Linked DNA regions of Homo sapiens: region 1 is linked to region 2. Evidence: chromatin loops called from intact Hi-C (ENCODE). Cell type or tissue: left ventricle myocardium inferior. All regions are shown on one strand. Links, peaks and the distances in the headings refer to the core of each region. The heading gives the core; the rest is flanking DNA. Region 1 has its middle 22 kb from the start of PEMT. Region 2 has its middle 53 kb from the start of NT5M.

The links. Peaks named below come from ENCODE experiments on the same cell type or tissue, not always from the same donor. Only the 100,000 strongest peaks of a DNase experiment are listed, where the experiment ranks them.
Region 1: it touches region 2 in a loop (3-fold over the local background); 20 of 110 quality-filtered maps call a loop at or near these places.

What each region holds. Positions count from the first base shown.
Region 1 is chr17:17,611,498-17,616,867 of GRCh38, forward strand. No RefSeq gene overlaps it. Among named protein-coding and RNA genes, the nearest start is that of PEMT, 22 kb to the left of the region's middle. RefSeq lists silencers at 1,425-1,581, 2,198-2,492 and an enhancer at 1,504-2,120. In left ventricle myocardium inferior, for the core only: CTCF peaks have their summits at 2,379 and 2,586; no DNase peak of the experiment used is centred there; H3K27ac peaks cover 1,031 bases.
Region 2 is chr17:17,353,231-17,358,600 of GRCh38, forward strand. No RefSeq gene overlaps it. Among named protein-coding and RNA genes, the nearest start is that of NT5M, 53 kb to the left of the region's middle. RefSeq lists enhancers at 1,706-2,206, 2,207-2,707. In left ventricle myocardium inferior, for the core only: CTCF peaks have their summits at 1,845 (motif pointing right), 2,045, 3,001 and 3,219; DNase peaks (open chromatin) are centred at 1,871 and 3,031.

The DNA of each region.
Region 1 (5,370 bases), core at 100-5,099, 260 kb after region 2:
AGGTCTTTCTCTTCCCACGAGGCCATATTTCAGACTGTCACATGGGGAGAAACCTTGGACAATACCTGGCTTTCCTAGGCAGAGGTCCCTGCGGCCTTCCGCAGTTTTTGTGTCCCTGGGTACTTGAGATTAGGGAGTGGTGATGACTCTTAAGGAGCATGCTGCCTTCAAGCATTTGTTTAACAAAGCACATCTTGCACCGCCCTTAATCCATTTAACCCTGAGTTTGACACAGCACATGTTTCAGAGAGCACGGGGTTGGGGGTAAGGTCATAGAATCTCAAGGCAGAAGAATTTTTCTTAGTACATAACAAAATGGAGTCTCCCATGTCTACTTCTTTCTACACAGACACAGTAACAATCTGATCTCTCTTGCTTTTCCCCACATGAATCTTTTTTTTTTTTTTAAGCACAAAGGGAATAGGTATTAGGAAAGCAACCAATAGTGTCTGCCTTGATTTCCAGTCCTGTATCTGGGGCTTCTGCCAAAAGTCCTTTCTCCTAGGGCCAAGAGGGCCCAGGCCCGTCTTCTCGAGGCTACCACACCTGGTTTTCCCCATACCTGAGAGTATGTGAGGATAAAACAGCAGAGCATCCAAGGGTCTGTTGCCCACCCTCCCACCTTGCCTGCTGCCCTGTCCTGGTGCTTCTCAGGAAGCCTTCGGGGTACCCACCACACCTTGTCCCCATGCCCTTTCCCAGTAGACACCATCCCAGCCACTCTGATGAAGCTGGACTCTGTCCCCAGGAGATGGAAAGTGAGCCACTCTCCCAGCAGAGGCACAGGGTCAGTGTGTTCTGCAGAATAAACACAGTATTCCTAGTTACTCTCATCTGAGAAGCTGCCACATCTCCCTAAACCCCTGGCCTTCCCACATGATCTGAAAATAACCACTGATACTCACATATAGAATCCAGAATTCCGAGGAAATGGAATTAAAAATAGCCAGAGGAAGAAGGACGTGCCCCAGGCAGATGACGTTTAGCCAAACATGGAAACAAAGGATGAGCCTGGGGCCTGGGAACAGGATAATAGTAGCCAACATGTGCCAAGTGACTACTGTGTGGCAGGTACTGAATGGAGTGCCTGGCAGGCATTGTATTATGGGTCCCTCAAGTCAGCCAGAAGAGGTAAGTACTGTTACCACTCTCATTCTGCAGAGAGTGAAACAGGCTTAGAGGGGTAATGCCTAGAGTAGCATCCAGAACGTGAGCTCTGGTCAGATAGGGTTTGTTTCTCAGTTTAGTCATTCCCTAGGTGTAATGTGTTTAGGCCTCAGTTTCCTCATCTATAAAATGGGTAAGATAGTAGTAGCTACTTCATAGGCTCACTGGGAAAACTCAATATGAGTCATATATGTAAAGTACTCAAAACCAGATCTGGCACGAAATAAGCCCTGGATGTATGTGTGCAAATATCATACCCATTTTATAGATGAGGGAATGAAAAATTGCAGATAACTATGCATTTGCCCAAGGTCACAAAACCAGTAAAAGGTAGAGCTGGCCGGGCGCGGTGGCTCACTCCTGTAATCCCAGCACTTTCGGAGGCCAAGGCAGGTGGATCACCTGAGGTCATCCCAGCACTTTGGGAGGCCAAGGCAGGTGGATCACCTGAGGTCAGAAGTTTGAGACCAGCCTGGCCAACATGGTGAAACCCCGTCTCTACTAAAAATACAAAAATTAGCCAGGCTTGGTGGCACATGCCTGTAATCCCAGCTACTCAGGAGGCTGAGGCAGGAGAATTGCTTGAACCCAAGAGGCTGAGGTTGCAGTGAGCTGAGATCGCACTCCAGTCTGGGCGACAAGAGTGAAACTCCGTCTCAAAAAAAAAAAAAAAAAAAAAAAGGTAGAGCTGGGACTCAAAGCCAGGTCCCTCTACTACTATAAACCACCCACCAGTCAGCGTGACTCCAAGTGGCACAGGCCACTGGGTTAATGGGCAGGAGAACAGGTTCTATACACACCAGGCAGTCCAGTGGGTCCCCTTGAGGACCACAGGCAAAGCCAATGAGGAGTTTCCCTTGCCCCGAGTGCCCTGTCTCTCACCTTGACCTGTCAACATACCACCCATTCTTGAGCGCTGGGAGAGAAGCCCCCATCTCTGACTTCTGAGTGATAGAGTCCTGGCTGCAGAGCCCTCCTGTGGTCCCGTTCATCAGTCTTGGGAACTCATAACATTGGGGAGAATAAGCACAGCCTTTGAGAACCTGCACACCACCCCCACCCTGTAGAGGTCCAGAAACGTCTCACAGGCAAGCAGCCTAGGTCTGCCTGTAACAAACCAGGAGCAGGCAGAGATGGAGACCGCACTGAATTAAGGCGTCCAGCTACTAACATCACAGACAGAAAAGCCTCCCAGTGGACAAGCACAGTATTGCCTCTGAGCTATTCACATCAAAGCTAATGGAACCTGAATCTGAGTAAGAACTAGACCCAATCAGCAAAGTGCAGAAAATACAGGAGACAGAGGAGCACATGAAACACCACCACAGAGGTGCAATCAGCACAAATCCAGACTGCCAGAGACCCTCCAGGGAGAACAGCTGGCTTCCTCAACAAATAAATGGCAATGCATCAATGAGAAAGGAACCAGGAGCCTATAGACTAAATGAGAAATATAAATATCAATCAATTACAGTGCTGGGCCTTATCTGGATCCCAATTCAACTGTATGTATTGCATATTATATACATGTCTATATATTATGTACACACACACATGCCATTTGGAACAATGTGATTCTCCAGTGAGCTATTTGATGATCTTAAAGAACTATAGTTACTTTATTTATCTATTTACTTGAGACAGGGCCTGGCTCTGTCACCCAGGCTGGAGTGTAATTTGGGCTCACTGCAACCTCTGCCTCCCAGGTGCAAGGGATCCTCCCACTTCAGCCTCCCAAGTGCTGGGACCACAGGTGTATGCCACCGTGCCTGGTGAATTTTTGCATTTTTTGTAAAGACAGGGTTTCATCACATGCCCAGGCTGGTCTCAAACTCCTGGGCTCAAGCAACCCACCTGCCTCGGCCTCCCAGAGTGTTGGGATTACAGGCATGATCCACTGTGCCCAGCTTATAGTTACTTTAAAAAAAAATAAAAAAAATAAAAAAAAGGTCAGGCATGGTGGATTACACCTGTAATCTAATCCCAGCACTTTGGGAGGTTGAAGCAGGAGGATCACTTGACCTCAGGAGTTTGGGGTTGCAGTGAGCCACAGTCATGCCACTACACTCCAGCCTGGGTGACAGAGTGAGACCCTGTCTCTGAAAAGAAAAAAAGGCCGGGCGTGGTGGCTCATGCCTGTAATCCCAGCACTTTTGGAGGCCGAGGCAGGCGGACCACCTTAGGTCAGGTGTTTGAGAACAGCCTGGCCAACATGGTGAAACCCCATCTCTACTAAAAATACAAAAAATTAACTGGGCATGGTGGCAGGCGCCTGTAATCCCAGCTACTCAGGAGGCTGAGGCTGGAGAATCGCTTGAACCTGGGAGGTAAAGGTTGAGCCAAGATCACGCCACTGCACTCCAGACTGGGCAATGACAGTGAAACTCCATCTCAAAAAAAAAAAAAAAAGAGAAAAGAAAAAGATTATTTATTTATTTATTTGTATTTCAATAGCTTGGTTACATGGATAGACTGTATAGTGGTGGAGTCTGGGATTTTAGTGCACCTGTCACCGCATTAGTGTACATTGTACCCAATACATAGTTTATTTATCCCTCACCTTCCTCCCCATTCCACCTTCTGAGTCTCCAAAGGCCATTATACCATTCCGTATGCCTTTGGACACTTATACCTTAGCTCCCACTCATAAGCAAGAACACATGTTATTTGATTTTCCATTCCGGAGTTACTTCACTTAGAATAATGGCCTCCAGTTCCATTCAAGTTGCTGTAAAGGACATTATTTCATTCTTTTTTATGGCTGAGTAGTATTCCATGGTGTATATATACCACATTTTCTTTTTCCATTGATTGGTCGATGAGCACTTAGGTTGGCTTCATATCTTTGCAATTGTGAATTGCGCTGAGATAAACATACCTGTGCAGGCGTCTTTTTTTTTTTTTTTTTTTAATTTTTTGGAGATAGGGTCTCGCTCTGTCACCTAGGCTGGAATGTAGTGGTGTGATTTTGGCTCACTGCAACCTCCTCCTCCCAGGTTAAAGTAATTCTCCTGCCTCAGCCTCCTGAGTAGCTGGGACTACAGGCACATGCCACCACGCTGGCTAAGTTTTGTATATTTAGTAGAGATGGGTTTCACCATGTTGTCCAAGCTGGTCTCGAACTCTTGACCTCAAATGATGTGCCCACCTCAGCCTCCCAAAGTGTTGGGATTATAGACATGAACCACCGTGCCCAGCCCCAGGTATCTTTTTGATATAATGACTGCTTTTCCTTTGGGTAGGTACCCAGTAATGGGGTTGCTGGATTGAATAGTAGATCTACTTTTAGTTCTTTTTTTTTTTTTTTTTTGAGACGGAGTTTCGCTCTTGTTGCCCAGGCTGGAGTGCCATGGTGTGATCTCGGCTCACCGCAACCTCCGCTTCCCATGTTCAGGTAATTATCCTACCTCAGCCTCCCGAGTAGCTGGGATTACAGGCATGCGCCACCACACCCGGCTAATTTTTTGTATTTTTAGTAGAGAAGGGGTTTCTCCATGGTGGTCAGGCTGGTCTGAAACTCAAGACTTCAGGTGATCTGCCCGCCCAGGCCTCCCAAAGTGCTGGGATTACAGGTGTGAGCCACCGTGCCTGGCCTTACTTTTAGTTCTTTAAGGACTCTCCATACTCATTTCCATAGAGGTTGTATTAATTTGCATTCCCACCAGCAGTGTATTAGCATTCCCTTTTCCCCACATCCATGCCAGCACCTATTGTTTTTGACTTCTTAATAATGACCATTCTGGCTGGGGTAAGGTGGTCTCTCGTTGTGGTTTTAATTTGCATTTCCCAGATGATGAGTGATGTTGAGCATTTTTTCATGTGTTTCTTGGCCATTAAGACTTTTTTTTTTTTTACGGCAGCTGTAGGTTCACAGCAAAATTGAGAGGAAAATACAGAGAGTTCCCATACACCCCCTCCCCCGCAAACACACATGTACATCCTCCCCCATTAACAGCAAACTCCACCAGATGGTACATTTGTTATAATTGATGAAGCTACATTGACACATCATTATCTCCCAGAGTCTACAGTTTTACATTAGGGTTCACTCTTGGTGTTGTACATTCTATAGGTTTGGACAAATGTATAATGACATGCATCCACCACTGTAACATCATACAGAGTCGTTTCATGGCCCTGAGAGTCCCCTGTGCTCTGCCTGTTCATCCCTCCCTCTCCCCTAACCCCTGGCTATCATCAATC
Region 2 (5,370 bases), core at 114-5,113:
GCACATTTCACAGCCACAGAACCACCCTCTGGAGCTGTTCCTGGTTAGGGATGGCACGAACCATCTCTGTGTGGCCAGGCCTGCTGGGGCTGCCCTAGGCGGTGGCCATGCTGGGGCTGCGCTTGTGGCCTCCTGGCACTGTCGTCTGGCCTGGCATTCTCTTGGGGCCCAGGTGTTCCTGGGTAAAGCAGGGCCTGGGGTCAGGAGCTGGGCTTCCATCCGAGGTGGGTGCCAGATGCTCAGCTTGCAGCAAAACCACAGGACAGGCAGAAAGGGTCAGGCCAGAGCAGGCCAATTCTTAGAGGCCAGAGGGGCAGGCCCAGCCACTGAGGTGGCCTCAGTTGTCAGTCTTGGGGCCAAGGAGGGTGAGGAGAAGGGGATATGAGCGAATTGATCTTCCACCGTGTGACTGGCCTGGCGCTTACATATGCAATGGAGACAGCACTTTGTAGACAACTCCTGTTGCCTCAGTTTTCTTCCCTGCACTCCTGCCAATCAGGCCAAGTGATGACCCCCACCACCCCATGGGAAGGTAGGGCAGGTGTCATCCAGGACAGGAAGTCCATGGGGTAGGGAGGAAGGAGATGACCTGGGGAAAGGTCCCACTAGACTGTAATCTGCCCCTGGTCCTAGGTGGGAGGAGAGCCTCGGAGGGGCCACGCTGTTGGAGGATGAGCCAGGGCCCTGGGAAGTGACCCCCATTTGTCTTGGTTCAATAGTAGTTGTATGTGTTGGGGGGTATGAGCAAGAGAACAGGAATCCCACAGAAACCCCAGCTGGTGAGGGGCTGGTTCTGCATGGCATGAGAGAGGTTGAGCAGGTGAGCCCCAGGTAGAGCCCCAAGGCCCCCTGCTCTTCCTCAGCCTGGAAAGGAAAAATCCAGGGGATTCTGTGTGCTTGTGGAGGAACCACGGTCAAGAACTTTGGTGGGCAACTGCCTGCTTGGCGAAGTGAGCTGGGGCTGAGGGCTGCGGGGGACCATGCGGTCTGGGGTCAGATGGGAGCTGCAGCCAGACCTGAGGGGCTCAGAGCACCCCTGGGGCCCAGGCTGGGCCTCAGGAGCAGGCCCCTCGCCGAGCTTCAGGAGCTTCAGCAGGCAGGGCGGAGGCCCACCCGGCGAAACAAGGCAGCACGGCCAGGCCCTGAAGCAGAAGCCAGCTCCTGGATCCAGATGTGCCCGTGGCAGGGAAGGAAATGAGGGAGACCCTCTCAAGCACAGAGGGATCATCAGCCCCTCCAGGGCATGGAAACTTTGAACGACTCAATGCTTCCCCGAAAGAGCCTGAGTTCAACCAAAGACCGCTTTAATGGAAAGACTGAGTTCATTTTAATTGGCAATTAAAAAAAGTGATTAGTTGTAGTTAATAGGGAACAGTTATTTGCACATCTGAGTTTTTGCATGTGCACCCGATTCTGTTACACCTGCGCCTCATTTAACCCTTCCTATACCCTGCATCATGGTGTCAACCCCAGGAAACCAGGACTCAGAGAGGCTCATTGGCAAGCCCCAAGCCACACAGCAAGCAAGGCTGGGGTGGGAGCTCAGCCCCCAGAGTTTGCTTCAGAGGAGAGAGGGACAAGGAGTCTGCAGGACAGGGCCTGGCGCTGCCATCGACTTGCTGTGTGACTGTTCTCTGAGCCGACTTCCTCTGCTGACAAATGAGAGTGGGTCAGCATCCATGAGAAAGGGTTGAAGGAAATAGGGACATTTATTCCAGAATGTTGCTGCTTGATTGAGGGAACTGACTTCATCTGTAAAGCAAGGCGGTGGGCTCAGGGGAGGGAGTCCTAAATGGGGAAGAGGGGCCTTCCACAGGAACTTGGAGTCCTTCCAGGGACATTGTCCTGGTGTGGCCACCAGGTGGCAGCACAGCCCCCTTCAAATGACTGCTCGCGCGTGCTTATGATGGGGCGTGCATGGGTACAGGCAGCTGTGGGGAAAGAAGGGGGAAGGGCCCCATTCCCTACCTGCTCTTCTTGCCCTCCTGGGCCAGCTCTTCTTCCCCTTACGCCCCGGGCTGCTGTGGACAAATGTCTGATGGGCCCAGGGCGCCAGCCAGACTGAGGACCCGTGAGCAGCCTACCAGGGTAGGGGGCTCACCCTTGACCAGCAGAAACCTTCTTGTCCCCAGCCACAAACCTCAAGCATGCACTACCAGCAAGACCTTAAGGAGGCCTGAAGAGGAAAGTCGCTCTGCTTCCAAGCCAGGGCTTTGTGCAGGTTTCAGCTGGGCCTCGGGCTGCACCTCTAGCCCACCCACAGCTCCCTGTCACGTTGGGGATGAAGTGGGATCTCCTTAGCTTAGCACTGGAAGAAGACCCTTCAGGACCTGGCCCTCCCCATCTCCCCGGCGCTCGGGGCTCCTGGGGCTCTTCGCATGCCTCTCTCCTGCGGCTTTGCACCTGCCGCTCACCTGTCTTTACCGGCGCTTTCTGCACAAGCCCTGGCTCTGACTTCCCTGCAGCAGGGAGGCAGTGTGGGCTGTGTCAGCAGCAGCTTTTGCAGTGTTACCTTTATCCAGAGCTGCCCAGGCCTGGGGGGCTAGGCTGAGGGTGCCCTGCGGCTTTGGAGAGGGAGAGGCTGGGTCTTCACGCGCTACAGTCCAAAAAAGACTCTTTTCCTCTGGGCTCTTACAGGCCCTAAGCCAGTTTATGCCAGGGCTGTAACAAGATGACTCTTAAGGGTAGAAATATGTACAAATAGTAGCCAAATTGCCTGTTCAGGAATCGTCTCTGCCCAGTTGGCAATTTGGATAAAATTACAAAAAAAAAAAAAAAGTCCTTGATTAGATTTGGCAAGGCTGGCTTGTACTCACAGGTCGGGGCCTAAAGGAACCCAGCAATAATCAGTCTCCTTAAAATTTAGAAAGAAGCAGGGCTGAGGAGATGCAAACAGGCTGTGGGCAGAAATCTTGTATTCTCACCCTGGTTTTCTGCTACTCCTGGTAGTTTTGGCTCCTTGGAGAATGATCAGGCAGTGGTGTGGGGCTGCAATTCACACAAATGGCCACTGGATGATGCCAGAGGACCGGCTCTGGATGCTTAAGTCCTCACTGCCTCCCTGGAGGGACCTCTCTTGGGGCCTGCAGTCACCACCCAGACCAGACCTGCCCCATGTTCTGGTCCCATAAGGATGTTCCTAATGATCAGCATCTCTTTCTGACCCCAGGCACGTTCTGGAAGCTCCTGTGGGCAGGCCCTGGGGGCCTCAACCACTTGGTTGGCCGGGGGGCAAGATGAATCACCAGAGCTGTGACTTCACCTAAAAGAGCAAAGTGCTGTGGGCATTTGAGGCCTCAGAGACAGACTGGGGGGTGGCTGGGGTTTTGCGCAGGCCTGGCTAGGAGGAAGGCAGGTGCCCAAAGACATCCATGGGTCCCTGTTCTCATGGTAGGTTCCATTTGCTGCAGGCCCCTCCCATGGTCCCAGCACTGAGCGCCCACACACGCCAGAGGTTGCAAGCTGGCAGCCCTCAGAAGCACTTTGGCGGCTCACTGTATTTTTTCAGGGTACTTTTATATCCTCCACCGCAAGTCCTCAGAAGGTGGGCACAGACGGCTGGGCTGGTTGGGCAGTAACCTGACTAAGCATCCTGCCCCAGGATTCAGTCCCCCCGCCCTCAGACCCAGCCCTGGTCCCAGGTTTGTCACCTCCTGGCCCCCTATGGCATTTGAGACCCTGACCTCTGCCTAAACAAAGCAGACGATGGTTTTCCCTGACATTCCCACACCTCACCTTGGTCTGTCTTTCCCGCCTGCCCCCACCTCCAGCCTGAATCTCTTCCTTCCCTCACCACTTATTTCAAGCCTGTTCTTCCTTGAAGGCCCTGCCCGCCTGTCCCTTCCGCCAAAAGGTCCCCGACGACTCCAGCCCCCCGGGTAGTCTATCTCTTCTGTCCCCTACAGGACTCACTGCCTAGACTGCTAACTGCAAACAGACACCAGGGAAGGAGTTGACTTTCTACGGCGGTGGCAAGGGAGAAATGGGGAGAGGATCCTACATATATTGAGCAGATGCCAGACACTTCATCACGTCATGAATCCTGGTGAGGATGAAATAAGGTCCACATAGACGTTTTCTTTGTTTTTGAGATGGAGTCTCACTCTATCGCCCAGGCTGGAGTGCAATGGTGCCATCTCTGCTCACCACAACCTCAGCCCCTCCCAAGTTCAAGCGATTCTCCTGCCTCAGCCTCCCAAGTAGCTGGGACTACAGGTGTGAGCCACCACGCCTGGCTAATTTTTGTATTTTTAATAGAGACAGGGTTTCACCATGTTGGCCAGGCTGTTCTTGAACTCCTGACCTCAGGTGATCCACCTGACTCGGCCTCCCAAAGTGCTGGGATTACAGGCATGAGCCACAGCGCCCAGCCCACATAGACTCTTTCTTTCTTTCTTTCTTTCTTTTCTGAGACAGTCTCGCTCTGTCGCAAAGGCTGGAGTGCAGTGGCACGATCTTGGCTCACTGCAAGCTCCGCCTCCCAGGTTCACACCATTCTCCTGCCTCAGCCTCCTGAGTAGCTGGGACTACAGGTGCCCGCCACCAGGCCCGGCTAATTTTTTGTATTTTCAGTAGAGACGAGGTTTCACTGTGTTAGCCAGGCTTGTCTCGAACTCCTGACCTCAGGTGATCCACCCGCCTTGGCCTTCCAAAGTGCTGGGATTAGAGGTGTGAGCCACCGTGCCTGGCCTAGACTCTTTCAATTCTGTGAAAAGTCATGCTGAGAAGGTGCAGTCCAGGCTCAGCTTGACTCCAGGGCTGATGCCCAGCACCTCAGGCTGCAGAGATTAAGATGCCCAGAGGCATGCAAGAAATAGAAAGGGATGGGGTAGCAGGTGACTCACACTGAAGCCTCCCCCATCATCCCAAATCCTCTAAGGGGACAAAAAATATGTTTTTAAAATTCACAACCACATTGAAAACAAGACTGGTGCGCTTGGTTGACCAGACACTATGCTGAAGGCCTTAAAGGCAGAAGAGGCTGGGGCCAATGGTGGGAGGGGGCTGGCTGCTGCGAAAAGTTGGGGCCACTGTAGGCCCCTGGGCCCTGATGGGATGATTGTTCAAGGTACTCAGTAGGAGCCACAGGTGAATTCAACCCTCTTCCTGACCACCACCACCACACACACACACACACACACACACACACACCCAGACCAAGCAGATAACACAGGTATCTGTGTTTTGAGGGAGTGGTCATCAGAAGTAATGTGAGTGCAAGGCTTGAAGGGGCAGGCACTGTCCTGGAAGGCTGGTGTGTTTAGGGAGAATGGAGGCCCCCATGCACAGAACATTAGGTAGTGGCTGGTGGTGCATTCTGCTACCCCACGAGTGGGGCAGGCTGTGGGAGAGAGCTGTGATGCTTGCAGA